Regions from separate parts of the Mus musculus genome. Here region 2 is linked to region 1. A link is a loop called in an ENCODE intact Hi-C map of the cell type or tissue named here. Cell type or tissue: gastrocnemius. All regions are shown on one strand.

The links. Peaks named below come from ENCODE experiments on the same cell type or tissue, not always from the same donor. Only the 100,000 strongest peaks of a DNase experiment are listed, where the experiment ranks them.
Region 2: a loop joins it to region 1, with 9 times the contacts of the local background. A loop is called at or near these places in 23 of 42 quality-filtered maps.

Annotation. Positions count from the first base shown.
Region 1 is chr11:114,633,419-114,641,418 of GRCm38, forward strand. No RefSeq gene overlaps it. Among named protein-coding and RNA genes, the nearest start is that of Gm31781, 11 kb to the left of the region's middle. In gastrocnemius, no CTCF peak of the experiment used is centred here; DNase peaks (open chromatin) are centred at 3,110, 3,623, 3,872, 5,820 and 1 more place.
Region 2 is chr11:114,520,336-114,528,335 of GRCm38, forward strand. It overlaps Gm31724 (a long non-coding RNA gene), which reads right to left. Exons shown (of 4, transcript XR_880310.1): 4 at 4,817-5,759. Among named protein-coding and RNA genes, the nearest start is that of Gm39472, 35 kb to the left of the region's middle. In gastrocnemius, a CTCF peak has its summit at 3,272 (motif pointing right); DNase peaks (open chromatin) are centred at 3,269, 3,619 and 4,013.

The DNA of each region.
Region 1 (8,000 bases):
AGCTTGGCATGCATAGCGTACAAACAGCATAGAAATCCCGTCATAAGCATGGCAGGGACCAGCACCCAGCATTGTCCTCTGATCTCCACAGGACATCATGCCATAGGCATGCCCACATTCACACCCATGAATGTGCACGCATGTGCACACACACACCATACATACACAGGAAAGAACCTCTGACTCCCCTCTTCCTGGTTTATGTATACATATTTATACTTCCATATGTTAACTAATTTCTGGCTCTTTTCCCTTTTCACTTTATACCAAGATTATTGGCACTGGCTCATTTTCCAGTTTGGTCTTGGAGTTACAGAGAATTCCTACAGGGCTGCAGATAAACTTGGGAGGTACCCAACGCCACAGAAACCTCAGTGCCATGGCTGTCACTCAAAGGTAAATGGAATGGCTGCTAGGAGACATGAAGTCTCTCTTACAGAGTGTCCCAGTGTCTTCGTTAGGGTTAGGATTGCGGTGATAAAACACCATGACCAAAGCAAAACTTGGAGAGAAAAGAGATTATTTGGCTTCCTGGCTTGCTCCCTGGGGCTTGCTCAGCTGCTTTCTTATAGAACCCAGGACCACCAGCCTAGGGGATGGCACCACCCACAGTGGGCTGGGACCTCCCACATCGATCACTTATTGAGAAAATGTCCTGCAGGCTTTTCTGTAGCCTGATCTTAAGGAGGCATTTTCTCAATTGAGGCTCCCTCCTTCCAATGACTTTAGCCTCTGTCAAGTTGACATAAAACTGCCCAACACTTCTAATTACCTTTAACTGTAAACACGGCCTAGAGTCACCTGAGAAGGGAGTCTCAACTGATGGATTTCCAGGATTATGTCTGTGGGGATTTGTCTTGATTATTAACTAATGCTGAAGTTAGTTAAAATTAATCAATTAGAATGGTGGGCAGCACCATTCTCTATGTAGGTGGTCCTGGGCTGTGTAAGAGAGCCAGCGAGTGCCGGGAATAATTGAAAAAAGCATTTAATCTCAGCACTGGGGAAGCAGAGGCAGGTGGATCTCTATGAGTTTGAGGCAAGCTGATCTATATAGTGAGTTCCAGGCCAGCCAAGGGCTACATAATGAAACCCTGTCTCATAGGTAGGTAGATAGATGGATGGGTGGATGGGTGGGTGGGTGGATGGATGCATGGATGCATGGAGAGATAGATAGATAGATAGATAGATAGATAGATAGATAGATAGATAGATGAAAGAAAGAAAGAAAGAAAGAAAGAAAGAAAGAAAGAAAGAAAGAAAGAAAGAAAGAAGTACTAAAGTAGAGAAAGACAGTTAAGCAGGAGCTTGGAAGTCAGCAAGCCAGCAAGCAGCTTTCCTCTGTGAGTCCTGCCTTCAGGATCCTGTCCTGAGTTCCCACCTTGGCTTCCCTCAGTGATGGATTGTGACCTGGAATTGGGAGCCAAATAAACCCTTTACTCCTAACGTGGCTTTTGGTCGTGTTCTGTTACAGCGATGAGTTAAAGTTAGAACATAGGTGAAGTCATGCATTTGTTCTTGCTTTCATTAGACAAGGTCCAAATGTGTGTGGGTGGATGCTGGGTCACCCTGGGGAGGTTAGAATGATGCCAGTCCCATCTCCCCTTCACCACAGGCTCCCTGTGGTAGGTCCGTTCAAGGTGAATAACTCGTCAGCATTAACCTAGCAAAGATGTGGGCTGGGGCTGGGGCAAAGGTGACGCTGGTGGCTTAATTAACGTGACCTCACTATTAGGTTTCAAGGAACAGTCAGGCTGAAGCATCCAAGGGTCCTGGGACTGGGGTGTCGAGAGTTGCCCAGAGCAGAAAGCAGTTCCATACCCATCCTTGGAGAGGACTTAGACTCTCTCCCAGGGAAATCACTTGAGAGTCTCCAGAGGGAAGAGCTATCCTCGTCACCGGCAGCAAGCACTCCAATGTCCTTGTGTTGACCTTCAGCACAGCTGCCCTTGCTCCCCATCAGGTCCCATCTCCCCCCTAGACATTTGCCCAGACTAGGCCTCTCTCCCTGCCTGAGAACTTCCCATTGGAACTACCGGCCCTCAGAAACCTCGTTAGGACACTAGTTAGAGTGATCAGCTAATTCACAGCGAAGTGTTAGCAAAGGAAAATGGTTTACCCATCCTCAGGGTATTTTATTTTAATGGAGTCTTTGGTTGACAAATATTTACTGAACAGTCTATTACATGCAAGAAACTATGTAAAATTCCTAGGGGGAGCCAGGGCCTGACCTAAATAAATCACAGTCTCTAATGACGGAACTTGAGACTCTGTGGGGAAGCAACCAGGGGAGGCAGCAGATAACCTCTCTTATCTCTGTGTAAAGCCTGAAGCTTGTGATCTCCGGCCACCGTACTGCAATAGGGGCCCGTAGCCGTCACCACCCTGAGTGGAGACATTTCTAGGACTGCCCTTGGGGGCTCAAGAGCCAATCCCTGCCTTACATTTGAAGATTCCTAACTCTTGCACTGAAGAGCCGGGAGGAAAGTAAGTGTTGGGGTGTGGGGTGGGGATTGGGCTCTGTTCCTCATCCTCTGATGAGTATACTGGGGGCCTCCATCATTCTTCTTACTCCAATGTCCCTCTTCTGCCTCCATCTCTACAACCTCCATTTGGTACATTTTCTGGGAGCCTCTGGAACACACAAAGCTCTACCAGGAGTGAAGCTTGGGGCACACGGAAGTGTTCCAGGGTGTCGATGTGGCCCATGCTGTGATGCTATGTGAGGTGGGTTCTCCCCAGCTTTTGGCTGTCTTTCTCCTCTCCCCTCCCTCCACATCTGACATTGTCTTTCCTTTCTCTCAGCCAGGAAGCAAAAAGGCTCCTAAAGCCTGATTGCCCAGCTCCACCCTCTCCTTGCTGACAATGTCACGTACACACACACACACACACACACACACACACACACAGTTGTCTGCAGTTGGACTGGATGGAGGTAATGTGGTTCTGAACTCCAGGGATCCTCAGACGACTCACTACATAAAATATACGGAAACTCTTAAATAGACAGTGGCATCCACACTCACCCCGCAGGCACTTACCACCAGTTAGAACTTCCCTTGCAAGAGGCCATCCCCAGCTCCGTCTGTTAAGAAACACTGACATCTAGTGGCTGAATGTGGGACCTGCAGCAACGACTTGCCTTCCAAGAATAGGGTCCGTGGCTGCAAGAGCTGACCCCTCCCATGCCTCAGGACTTTCTAAACAGCAAAGAAACCCCAGCCCCAGCCCCCACCTCATGCTTCTCTTTGATGTTTTCATCCCTCCCCCTTCTGAAAAGCCCCCAGGCTCCCCAAGTACTATGAGAGTCACGAACCCCTGTTAAAATGGTCACGTATGCCTGGTTCTTGCTAAATGTATCCCAGAAGCTTACCGTTGAAAAGAGAGATGTCATAAATGAAACAGGCCGTGGATAATCCACAAAGTGAGTCATTAGGTGCTGAGTTTAAGCCCATGTGCCAGAAGCCACGCAGCGCTTCCAGCTCAGCACCACCGAGGGGGCGGGGGGGGGGGGGGAAGCAGACAGTAAAGTGAGCAAGGCTGTTTTCCCCACCAGCTGCCAATCATCCATCTGACAGCCTTGCAGGCATGTGGACCACAGCTGCTTACTCAGCGCTCCAGGTGCCAGGCAAAGCACTGGGCAATCAACAGTGTACAGTGCGTGTGCGTGTGTGTGTGTGTGCGTGTGCGTGTGTGTGTGCGTGTGCGTGTGCGTGTGCGTGTGCGTGTGTGTGTGCGTGCGCGCGCGCACGCGCGTGTACGTGTGTGTGCGTGCTCGTGTGTATGTGTGTACGTGTGTGCCTGTGTATCTGTGTGCTGGGGAAGGCTGCACAAAAGGAAGGATGTGCACAGCGTGAGTCACTGGCAGACATAAGCAAGTGAACCATAAAATAATCTAAATTCATTTATTCAACAAATGCTTCCAAGCACCTGCTGTGTAAGCGTGAGGAGCTGCCTCCCTCGCTGCATTGGGCTTCCTTCCACCCTCCCGCCCAGCATCTCCGGAGCAAAGTCCACCTCTTGAGCCTCCTTGCCTCCAACTGACCTACATTACCTCAATATTGTCTTTTCTCTACACAGCCCTACAACCCTGGGACCCAGCACACAGGAGGGGCCTGGTGTGTGCTTATTGGAGACATTAATCTAGTACAGTACCTACCCAGAGTGGAAACTCTTCGAAGAATGTTCCCCATGGCTGGACACCCCAGCCCTCCTCATACACGCCCACTGATGGGCGCTCATCATTCCCTAGATGGTTAGCCAGACCTGGCCTCTGAGGCAAGAAACACAAGCACACGTTGGATTTCCCTTCATGGCTCTTCAGGTTCCCCGCCCCCTCCCATCCTTCTGCTCCTATCTGCCCACTGCAATGACCACAGATGACCTCTTCCTACACCCCAACTACCAGCTTGCTTTCTTGTTAATTTTGGTTTTGGTTTCGTTCGGTTTCAAGTCAAGGTCTCTCACCATATAGCCTTGGCTGTCCTGGAACTCACTATGTAAACTAGGCTGGCCTTGAACTCACAGAGATCTCCCTGCCTCTGTGCTGGAATTAAAGGCATGCACCACTACATCCAGCCCCAGTTTCTTTCTTGAGGCAGTAGGGGAGGTGGCCACAGACCCTACAGCGAGACCCTACAGCAAGATCCCTCAAGGCTCTCTGCTCACTGGAGTGATGTCGCCCCACCTCCCAGTCCCCTTTTGCTTCAACTCTCCTGGGAAATATCCAAAGCCCTAGGGTGAGTCTGCCTGGCCAGCTCAGACCCCATTCCCCTCAGAGCCACTCCTACAGCCTGGGACGACACATGTGATTGTTCAGAGAGGTTACACGTCTTACCCTGTGGCCAGGGGGACAGGAGAAAACCCACTACAATTACCAGCCCACCTGCCTCATGTGGACTGGGGGAGGGATAGTTTCCCAACGGAGAGAGGGTATGTGACCAGGAAGAGAGGAAAGATGTAGAAGGGAGCAGGTGACTGTGTCCCCCAAAATGCATGTTCACTCAGATCCTCAGATGAACTCCCATTTGAGAGGAGAGTTTGTGGGTGTTCTGTGGATATGGGGCAAGAGGAGCTCGTCTCGAGTCAGTGTGGCACTAGATCCAGCCACAGTCCTTATATCAGGGCAGCGGGAGGGAAGGTGGCCATGTTTTCCTGGAGGCAGAGAACTGAGCAACAAGCCAGGGCCACCAAAAGCTCAGAGAATCAAGGAAGGGTCCCCACCCCACCCACACCCCCCTCACTATCCCCCCACCCCCACCCCCCAGCCCCATCAGGAAGCTCAGACCTGCTGACAGCTGAATCTCAGACCTCAGGCCTCTAGGAGAGAGACAAAATCCACTTCTGATATTGCAGGCCAACTTAGCGGTGGTTATTTTCTGGCGGCGCTGGGAGGGGCACAAGCTGGTGGGGACTCCAGGTGGCTTCCCAGAGTGGCATTTGCAGCAAGCAAGCTTGCAGCCTTCAGCTCAGCCACTGGGGTTGCCTAGCGGGGAGATTTTTTAAACTCCTAGCCCATTCGGATAATGTCTAAATAAGCAGAGAAATCTTGCGAGCATGGTACCTCAGGCCTATAATTTCAGCATGGGTGAGGCGAAGGCAGGAAGACTAGAGGTAGTTCAAGGCCATCCTAGGCTACAGGGTGGATTGATTCCAGGGCAGCCTTGACAACAAGGACGCTCTCTGTCTCACAAATAAATAATAAATCCCTCAGTGGAATTGACCTATGACCATCTCGCTCCCCTTCACATTTGATAAATTAGGAAAACCTGGAGTGTGTTGTAGTCACTCGGGGGACCTAGAAACTGTCAAGGAGCCAGACCTCCTGGGCCATGGGGAAAGCACACAAGAGCAGGCTGGGTTTGGTTTTTTTTTTTTTTTTTTTTTTTGGTTTTTGGGTTTTTGTTGTTGTTGTTGTTGTTGTTTTTGTTTTTTGGGTTTTTTGGTTTTTGCCTAAGACTATGACAGGGTCAGGAAGACAGGGTCCCCTGGCTGGGTCTTCACTCTCCTTGTCTAATTTAATTGTCTGAAGTTTGAAAAAGCGCAGACACCAGCCAGTCTTTTCTCCTGCCTCCTGAACCCTTCACTCTCTGAGACATCGTCTCTTCTCTATTATGGTTTTCAGGACAGGGCCACACTGGCAATCGATCTGCCACCTCCCGCTGACTTGACTGTGTAGAAGAGGGAGCAGAAGACAAAGTTATGTGTATCGGGCCCGGAGTGCCTGCTGTAGACAGAGAACCGGGAGCCCAGCTGCTTGCTCCACTGGCCCCGCCGCGGCCCACCCTGGATCCCCTTTAATAGCAAATGTCCCGCAGCCCCTCTAGCGGCCGGCCGCAGGTCAGGGGTTCATGCGACTTTGATGTTCTGACTCTTGCCTACCACCTGGGGAAGCCCCACCCCCCACCTCCGTTCACAGAGCTGACAGAGTCCAGCTTGCTTTTCCTGGAAACTCTTTGAAGCCCCCTTCAAAGCCAGTAGCGTGGTGAGCGCTACCTTGTGGCAGCGCGGCCGGGACGCCCTGAGGCTTGTCTCCAATTACCCAGTTCCGCAGAGGGGCAGCCCTGTCCCTCATCCTCTATAGCCTGGGTGGTTGCGCAGCAGGGCTGGGGTCCAGACTTGAGCAGAGCTGCAAAGCCACTATTGTACACGGCACAGTGTGGGCTCAGTGTGGGCCCTTCTTCGGCAGCTGGCAGCTGAGCGCCCCTAGACAACCCCAGAGCTGTTACCCAGCTTCAAGCCAGACAGAGGTGGAATGGCAAGGAACTTTCTCCAAATAACTGGAGCTTCAGTAGGAAAGGGTGTGGTGCTGGAGCTGTTATCCAGAACATTCTCCAGGCTTGAGGCTAAGAGTGCCTGGGCTCTCTGCACCTCCCTGGTATTTATTTAGCAACAGGTAACTGAGCCACCTGCTGCCCTAGGCCAGGGAGAAAAGAGGGAAGGCAGGTTTTGGTTTGGTTGACTTGGGGGTTGACTATATATATATATATATATATATATATATATATATATACATATACATATACATATACACACACACACACACACACACACACACACACACACATACATGAGTGTTTTGCCTTCATCTGTACATCATGTGCAGGCCTGTGTCCTTGAAGGCCAAAAAAGGACCTTTGATCCTCTGGAACTACTGGAGTTACAGACAATTCTCTTAACCACTAAGCCATTTCTGCAGGTCCTAGGCACGGTTTACACACACACACACACACACACACACACACACACACACACACACTACACACATACACACACCACGCACGAGCACACACACACACACCTAGCAGTCTTTCTGCACTTGGGTTTCAGGCTTGAGCCTCTCCCTGAGTTGTCTTGATTCAGAGTCCGTTTCCACCTCCTGGCCCACCCTCTTTCCCTGCCTCAATCTGCCAGATTCTTAAGAACAAACAAATCTCCTTCCCCATTAGCAAGACCATCAAGACAGCTGGGGGCAGCGGAGCCCCAAGCTCCTCCTGCTGCCTGCACACCCTGCTGCCTGCATACCCTGCCGATTCTACTTCCATGCCAAATACCTCAGCCCGGGCCTCAAAGGCTGGGAGGCTTCTGGGTCAGCTGAGGAGACCCCAGCAGGAGCAAGGGGCCCCAGAAGTGGGCCATGCCCACCTGCCCCGATGAGAACCGGAGCCCAGTCTCCACCCCGTGGCCTGTGACTTCAGATCATGAGGCAGAATCTCATCAACAAGAAATTTGAAGCCATTAAAATACAATAAAAGAGAAATTAAATGTAATCACTCCGTAAATTATAACTAATTGAAACATCAATTGTAATTTTTATGATCTGCATTCAAGTGAGTGATACCACCAGTAGAAAAATACAAGTTAAATGACGGAGAGGAGCCATCCTGGTCGGCCCAGTAGGCCCAGCCTCCACTGGGCCCCTGCCAACAGCTTCCTTCTCTTTCCTCCCAGACTCTCTCCAAAGCCCAGTCTCTTCTGGAAGTTTCTAGCAAGGGTTTTTC
Region 2 (8,000 bases), 110 kb before region 1:
CTGAAATCTCACTTTTGGGGAGTCAGAGACAGGAGAATCCCAGGGGCTTGCTCAGCAAGTAGTCCAGCCAAATTGGTGAGCTTTGGGCTCAATAAGAGACCCTATCTCAAAAAAAAACAAAAAACAAAAAACAGATAGAGGAAGACACCCAATGACAATCTCTGGTCTCTTCATGTTTGTGTATACATACACACACATTCACACACACACACATATCACACACTACCACCCATCCATACACACACCACACAAAACATACACAGGCACACACGCATCTGGCCTCTGCTTTTGATCAGAACTGAGTGACTGGTGATCCCAGGAGACCAGGGCTTCCAGAGCTGACACCAGCCTCCCCCCACCCCACCCCCTCCCGTCGGCTTGTGCTTAGCTTGAAAATGTAGCCATGTGGAGTCTTTAACACTTAACAGCAAGGACCAGGTGAGCACTATGCAGGGAGCACCAGCTCCCACCTAGCTGGGGTCTCATGCAGGTGAGCCTGCTCCCTGCTGCAGCACCACGGGACTTGGCTCGCTGACTGCCAGCCCCTCTTGCCACTGTGAGTACTGCATACAGCATAAATCCAGTCAATGTAGCCAAAAAGAAATCTCAAAATGTCAGATCTGCAGAGATGGTTCAACTGAAGGGATATTGATTGTCACAGAAAATATTCTCATGTTATTCACCTACTTAGGCTGCCCCCTAGGCACATGTGAATTCATCAAATATTGTCACGGCATATAAGAACACTGGTGCTCAACATTGTTGTGATATTTGGGCTTTGGTCCTTGTCTTAATTAGGGTTTTAATGCTGTGAACAGACACCATGACCAAGGCAACTCTTTTTTTTTTTTTAAGATTTATTTATTTATTATATGTAAGTACACTGTAGCTGTCTTCAGACATTCCAGAAGAGGGCATCAGATCTCATTACGGATGGTTGTAAGCCACCATGTGGTTGCTGGGATTTGAACTCAGGACCTTTGGAAGAGTAGTCAGTGCTCTTACTCGCTGAGCCATCTCACCAGCCCCCAAGGCAACTCTTAGAAGGAGAACATTTAATTGGGGCTGGATTATAGGTTCAGAGATTCAGTCCATTATCATCAAGGCAAGAGCATGGCAGCATCCAGGTAGGCATAGTGCAGGAGGAGCTGAGAGTTCTCCATCTTCATCTGAAGGCTGCTATGAGGAAACTCACTTCCAGGCAGCTAGGATGAAGGTCTTAAGCCCACACCCACAGTGACACACCTACTCCAACAAGGCTACACCTCCCAGTAGTGCCACTCTCTGGGCCAAGCACATACAAACCATCACAACCCTGCTCACAATACCTGCCCCAGCTGAAGTAGTGGCAGGGGTGGAGGAGGGGAGATAAATACCAACAAGAAGTCATACCTGGGCATTTCTCTCAAGACAAGCACCTTCCTATGCAGCAAACGGAGGAATGGACTTTACACATAACCACACAAGGGAAACAGGGAGGAGATAGTTGCAGACACTACCCAGATGGAATTAGACCCAAGAATCACTCTGAAATACGAGTTAGAAAATGAACTTGGATGTTTCAACACTGAAGCCAGAACCAGCTCCACTCCATCATGGTGGCTGGGAGCTGACCTTCCGGCTTCCGCCTTGCTTGGATTATAAAAGAATCCTCTCTTGGCTTCTGCTTTGCCATGTCAGTGCCGTGGACTATGGTGGAGTCCTTGTGGCTTCTGCCTTGCTCTGTCAGTACCATGGATTTTGCATCCACTGTTGTCCCACCAAGGACTCACAATGATCTGTAGGAAAATCACAAGGCTGAGGCCAAGCTGGGCTACCAAGCAAGTTCAAGAGCAGTCTGAGCAGTTTAGTGAGGTCCTGTCTCTCAAAAGTCTTTTGATTTTTTTCCCCCCAGAAAAGGTGAAGATTCAAGCCAGTGGTAGAGTGTGAAACTCCTTCAGTCTCAAGTGTCAATCAATCAGTAAAAGCAAAGCAAGCTGGGGCTAATTAAAATTAAACAGATTGCTTTGATCCTGGGCCACCGGGGGCCTTTATCATTCTGCCAGTCAAGACCCCTGTTGACTGCAGCCCACCAAAATAGCTGTTAGCCATTTTCCAGCTGAGCAAGCCAAGTCTCAGAGAGTGAGTGACCTGTCGAAGGTCAAGAACCATTGGGCGATGGGATGAGATAGAGACAGACAGCCAGACAGCCAGTCTGACCAGCGCCATCCAAAAGGTGGGCATGAAACGCATCCTTCCAGCTCCGCATCCACTTCGGCCTCTCCTGAGGCTCCGGCTCTGTGGGTCATTTAGGAAAGGGTTTAAAGAGATTCACAGACCGGCTGACTACAGGAGCCCCTCTCGTCAGGCATAATCACGTTGACCTGGTATTGGAGTCTCTGCCATTTCCTGACCTCCGGGGAGCCTCCTGGGTGTGGCTTACCCAATCCAATGGTGTGCACCCCTAGGAAACCCAAACCCACTAACTGCTCAGAGGCTGGTACTTCTAACCCTCAGTCTTCCTCTCCAGGGCCACCTTAAAGCAGACAAGTGAGAAAAGCAGGCTGGAGTCCATTGCCTCTCTCCCCACTGCCTGACAGAGCACCTGTTCTGGAACATACAGCCCAGAGACAGAAGCTGTCCATGAATCGGGTTCATTCAGCCTGCGGGGAATAAGATGCTAATCACCTTGGGTGCACAGCTCCTCTCCTTGTCCTGTGCTCACCCCAGCTGCCCATAATTTCTGGCTTGATTGAATGCTTTGGCTGGAGTCCTCCACAGGTGCAAGAAGTGGGGGATTTCGTTCCCAGGAGCTCTTGCTGGGAGCCAGTTCCATCAGAGAGATAAGGATGGGGGAGGCTCCTGGCCTCGGTGTGGGAATAGCAATAAAAGCTCACGTGAGAAGGGTTGGCCAGGGCTGCTGATGGGGTAATTAATTCTACTTAAGTGAAATGTTACTAATAATTAAATGTACTAATTAAGAAAAATTGGATCAGCTGTGGTTGGTGTGGCAAAGCCGGACTCCTACGGACATGTTTCTTGGGTAGGTTCCTGCCAGGAGGACATGGGACCAAACGTGACCAAACGTGACCAACACTGTCCCTTTGGGGCCCAGTAGAAACCACAGGAAGCAGGAACTGGAGAGACCTTCACAGGAGGAAGAAGCCAGCCAGGGCTGGAGAGAAGCCTGTAGAAGACTCTAGAAGGTTATGGTGTAAGTCAGAAGGCTCTGGATCCTGACCCCTGTCTGCTCATCTCCCACCAAGGCTGGGAAGGCGGTGCCAGGAGGGGGCAGCAGAGAGCAGCTGTAGGAAGGGAGACAAGCAGCTAGGATGAGGTAGGTGGGCAATGGGAGACGCCAGAGATGGAGGAGAGACCAGAAGAGAAGCTAGCTCCACATGTCACTAGCAACATTCACCCTGAGGCAATTTTTTGTGGTCCAGACCCTGATGGATGTCCTAGTTAAGGTTTCTATTGTTGGGGGGGGGGGTCTGCTCACATTTCCATAACCTCTCATTGAAGGAAGTCAGAACTCAGGAACTCAAGCAGGGCTAGAGCCTGGAGGCAGAAGCTGATGCAGAGGTCATTCGGGGATGCTGCTTACTGGCTTGCTTCCCAGGGCTTGCTCAGCCTGCTTTCTTACAGAACCTAGGGCTACCAGCCCAGGGATGACATTACCCACAATGGGCAGGGCCCTCCCACACTGATCACTAATTGAGAAAATGCCTTGCAGCTGGATTTCCTGGAGGCATTTCTCCAACTGAGGCTCCTCCCCCTCTCTCTCTAGCTTGTATCAGATTGACACGAGAAACCAGCCAGGAGGCACCATCCCAGGCCTCTCTCCACTAGATGCCAGGAACAAACCAACTATACCAATCAAGTGTCTCTAAGGCGAGGGGGTGTGGCTCCGTTGACAAAGAGCTTGCCGCAAAGTTGTGAGGAGCTGAGTTCAAGGCCCAGAACTTGCGAATAGTCAGTCTCAGTGGTGCATACACGTAATCCCAGCACTGGAGAAGCAGGGACAGAATCATTCAGGAGGCGAGCTGGCTAGCCGGTCTAGCCAAAACAGCATACTACTGGCTCTGGTGAGAGACCTCGTCTCAACCATAGAGTGGCGGGCTAGGGAAACGGTTCAGTAACAAAAGTACCTGATAAGCCGGGCGTGGTGGCGCACGCCTTTAATCCCAGCACTCGGGAGGCAGAGGCAGGTGGATTTCTGAGTTCGAGGCCAGCCTGGTCTACAGAGTGAGTTCCAGGACAGCCAGGGCTACACAGAGAAACCCTGTCTCAAAAAAAACAAAAAAACAAAAAACAAAAACAAAAACAAAAAAACCAAAAACAAAAAGTACCTGATAATGAATCTCTACCATCCAGGAAAAAAAACAAGAACCAAAAGGCTGAGGGTGGACTTCGTAACCCTGGTGCTAGAGGGTAGAGGCAGTAGATCTTGGGGCTTGCTGGCCAGACAGTCTAACTGTAGGTTTGTGCTCTAAATTTATGGAGAGATAGCCTGTCTCAAAAAATAAGGTAGAGAGCCATAGATGTTTTAAGTCAACCTCTGGCTCATAAATGGGCACACATGCATACAGTGCGCATACTACACAGTCAAACACACGCGCGCGCATTATAGTACTCACACACAAAACAAGATCTGAAGAGTAACTGAGGAAGACACTCAGTGTTCACACACACACACAAATGTGGGCACACGCAGCACATACATTCTATATCGTATATATATGTGTGTGTATGTGTATATATATATATATATATATATCCTATGTGCTATATATGTATAATATATATACACATATACATGTATATTATACTACTCCAGTTACAGGCACTGTCCAGAGCATGCAGATCCAAAGAGCCAGAGCTCAGGAGAGTGAGAAGGAGCAGGGGCTGAGGGCCGTTGAGTTAATGAGTCACAGAGTGGGCTCCGAGGCCCACTGTTAGCATCCACTGTCGGAGATGCTGAACATTACTAGATTATAGATTTTCTATGACTACTTCCCTGTTACAAGACTTCACTTTGCCTTTTAAAAAAGTCCTTTCGTCTCTAAGTTTCAGTCTCTTCTCAAGGTCCACACAGGTCCAAGGGATGGGAAAATGGGTTCTATTCTCCCCAAAGACACACCCCAGATAAAGGAGGAAATGGAAGAGCCTGCTTCTGCTCTGCCAATTGAGTGATTACCACCAAAATGAGTTTTGTGCATCATAAAGATCCTTACCAAGGTAAGGGACGTTATTACCAAGGCACTCTGTGTGACCTTGTTGGTATTCTGAACGCAGCCGGGACAGCAGCGCTGGACGCAGAGTGAGTGAGCTGAATGAATGTGTGCACATTAAAGGCGAGCCCAGGCAGGGTCCTAAATGCTGAGGCCCAGAGCAGCCATCATCACCAGTATGGTGTAAATTAGTAACAAAGCTGCTCTCCCTGGCTTCCTGGGTGCCTCACACACCTGCAGGCACCTGCTCTGTCAATCCTCTCTGCAGCCTTGATTGGAACCTTCCTGCAGATGTGCGGTGGGAAACTGGAACTTTCCATAATGTGCTGAGTTCATTACCCACCACCGGGGGGCAAATCACCCACCAAACCTGGCAGCGGAAAGCACCGTTCTTCTCAGATGGTCTCTGAAGTCTGGGCACGGTTCCACCCGGAGCTGACTCGGGGTCTCTCACAGGCCGCAGATCAGGAGATAGGGTCTTTTCTGAAGGCTCGGAGGATATCCACATCCAACTGAACATGGTTGTTGGCAGGATTCAGTCCTTGAGTGCTGTTGGACAGAAGAGGTTCTTGTTCACTTGGATTTTTCCATCATGGTAGTTTACTTAACTCATCAAAACCTACAAGCAGGAGTGGGGAGGATGGCTCAGTGGTTACCGCACTGACCACATGATCAGCGTGCACGAGGACTGAAGTTTGCATCCCAGAAGCAGTGTAAATCCCAGATGGGTCCAATGGCCCACCTGTACCTCCAGTGCCTAAAGACAGAAACAAAGGGGTCCGGAGGCAGGCTGATGAGCTGAACTCATTGAACAATGAGCTCTGGGTTTAAGTTTATCTCAGCAAACTGAGTGGAGAAAGATTGCTGAAGATTCCAGACTCCTGACATCATCACTGGGTCTCTCTATACATGTGTGCATAAATGTGCACGTGTACATGTGGGCAGACATGCACACATTCGAACACACACACGTGAGGAAAAATAAAATTAGAAATTAATAAAATTGAAATCTGTAACAAGCAAGCTGGGAAGGCTCTAGATGCTACCAACAAGGTGGGAGTTGTAATCTGACATAGCCTAGTTATAGAAGTGACACGGGATCACCTTGTATGCTCTGTGGATTAGAAGCAAGTCAGTAAGCTATCCCATTTTCAAAGGAGGGGTGTTACACCAGTGCATGGCCCCCTATTGCAATGACCAAAGAAGCCCCAGCTCAGCGTCTGCCTGCTACACTTGCTATGAGGCCCCAGCTAGTACAGAGCTCAGCTGCCTGTGCCCTGGGGCTTCTAAAAAAAGGACTCAAGGTCATTTCCTCGTTCTTCTCTTACATAAGTATTTCCAGGATAGAAAAATGGTGGAGGAAAAATCCAAGGAAGGAGAGAGACAGACAGACAGAGGCAGACAGAGAATGCCAAGCTTTTCCCAACCAAGCACTCTGATGAGGCTGGTCCTGCAGGGCACAGCTGGAGCCCCCGCTGCCTCATGGTGTCCTCATTAGAGGCGTATGAAAATCTGCCTTTTTTGGTTTTTTGTTTTGTTTTGTTTTCCATCAGAGCCGAGGACGAACCCAGGGCCTTGCACCTGCTAGACAAGTGCTCTATCACTGAGCTGAATCTCCAACCCCTGAGATTCTGCCTTTTAATTGAAGTACTCTGAGCCCCTCCAGAGGAAGCCTTCCCGTTCTCCTCATCATGACTGTTAATAGGCTAGGAACAGCCAAGCTTCCACAGTCCCGGGCTGCAGCAACTACCGGCAGAGGCAGCTCTGGTCTCCCTTGCCCTTCTTCATGCCAGTTACACAGTCCTGCCACCACAAAGGGCTGCCCTTGGATGCTCCCCCAAGGCTGGCACAATATGGACCAGGACATGGACTTCCTGAGCACCTGGAAGGCAGGGATGGAGGAACCAACACATCACCACCGGACCTTCTCAGGGAAAGGGTCTCATCTCTTAACCCTGTAGTCCCAATCGAGAATATGCTGCCCAAGGGTGGGCCTCAGTGGACTGGGAACAAATCAGAGGCCTTTGTATAGATGTGACAGACATCCAGTGGCCAAGTACAAGCAGGAAAGTTGGTCCCCAATGTCTTCTCCCCTCCCATCAGTCTTTGACTGAGGCAAGAGATTTCCGAGGACTCTCTTCATTGACCACAAGATCAAAGGACTAGGGAGAATATCTGAGATAAACAGATGTTGTGAATTTACCTTCTGTGTAAGGGTGTGCTTGCATGCGTGCGTGCGTGCGTGCGTGCGTGCGTGCGTGCGTGCGTGCGTGCGTGCGTGCGTGCGTGCGTGCGTGGATGTATATGCATGCCTGCATGGGTGCATGTGAGTGCGTGAGTGTTAATATGCAGAGCCAGACCTTATTGGTGGGTGTTGTTCTCTATTGCTGTCTTTTTTCTTTTTTTTTTTTAAAGACAGAGTCTCACTGAATCTGAGGCTTACCAATTCAGGTAGTTTGACGGGCAAGTGAGTCCCAGGGATCCTCCTGCCTCATCCTCTTCTGCTGTTGGGAGTACAGGCACAGGTTGATGTGCCTAACTTTTATACATGAGTCCTGAAGGATCAAAAGGTCCTACCGCAGGGCTGGAGCAGTGGTTAGAAGAGGGTGTTGCTCTTGTAGAGGACCTGGAACCATTTGGGGGGCTACATGGTAGGTTTTTTTTGTTTTTTTGTTTTTTTGTTTTTTTGTTTTTTTTTTTGAGACAGGGTTTCTCTGTGTAGCCCTGGCTGTCCTGGAACTCACTTTGTAGACCAGGCTGGCCTCGAACCCAGAAATCCGCCTGCCTCCC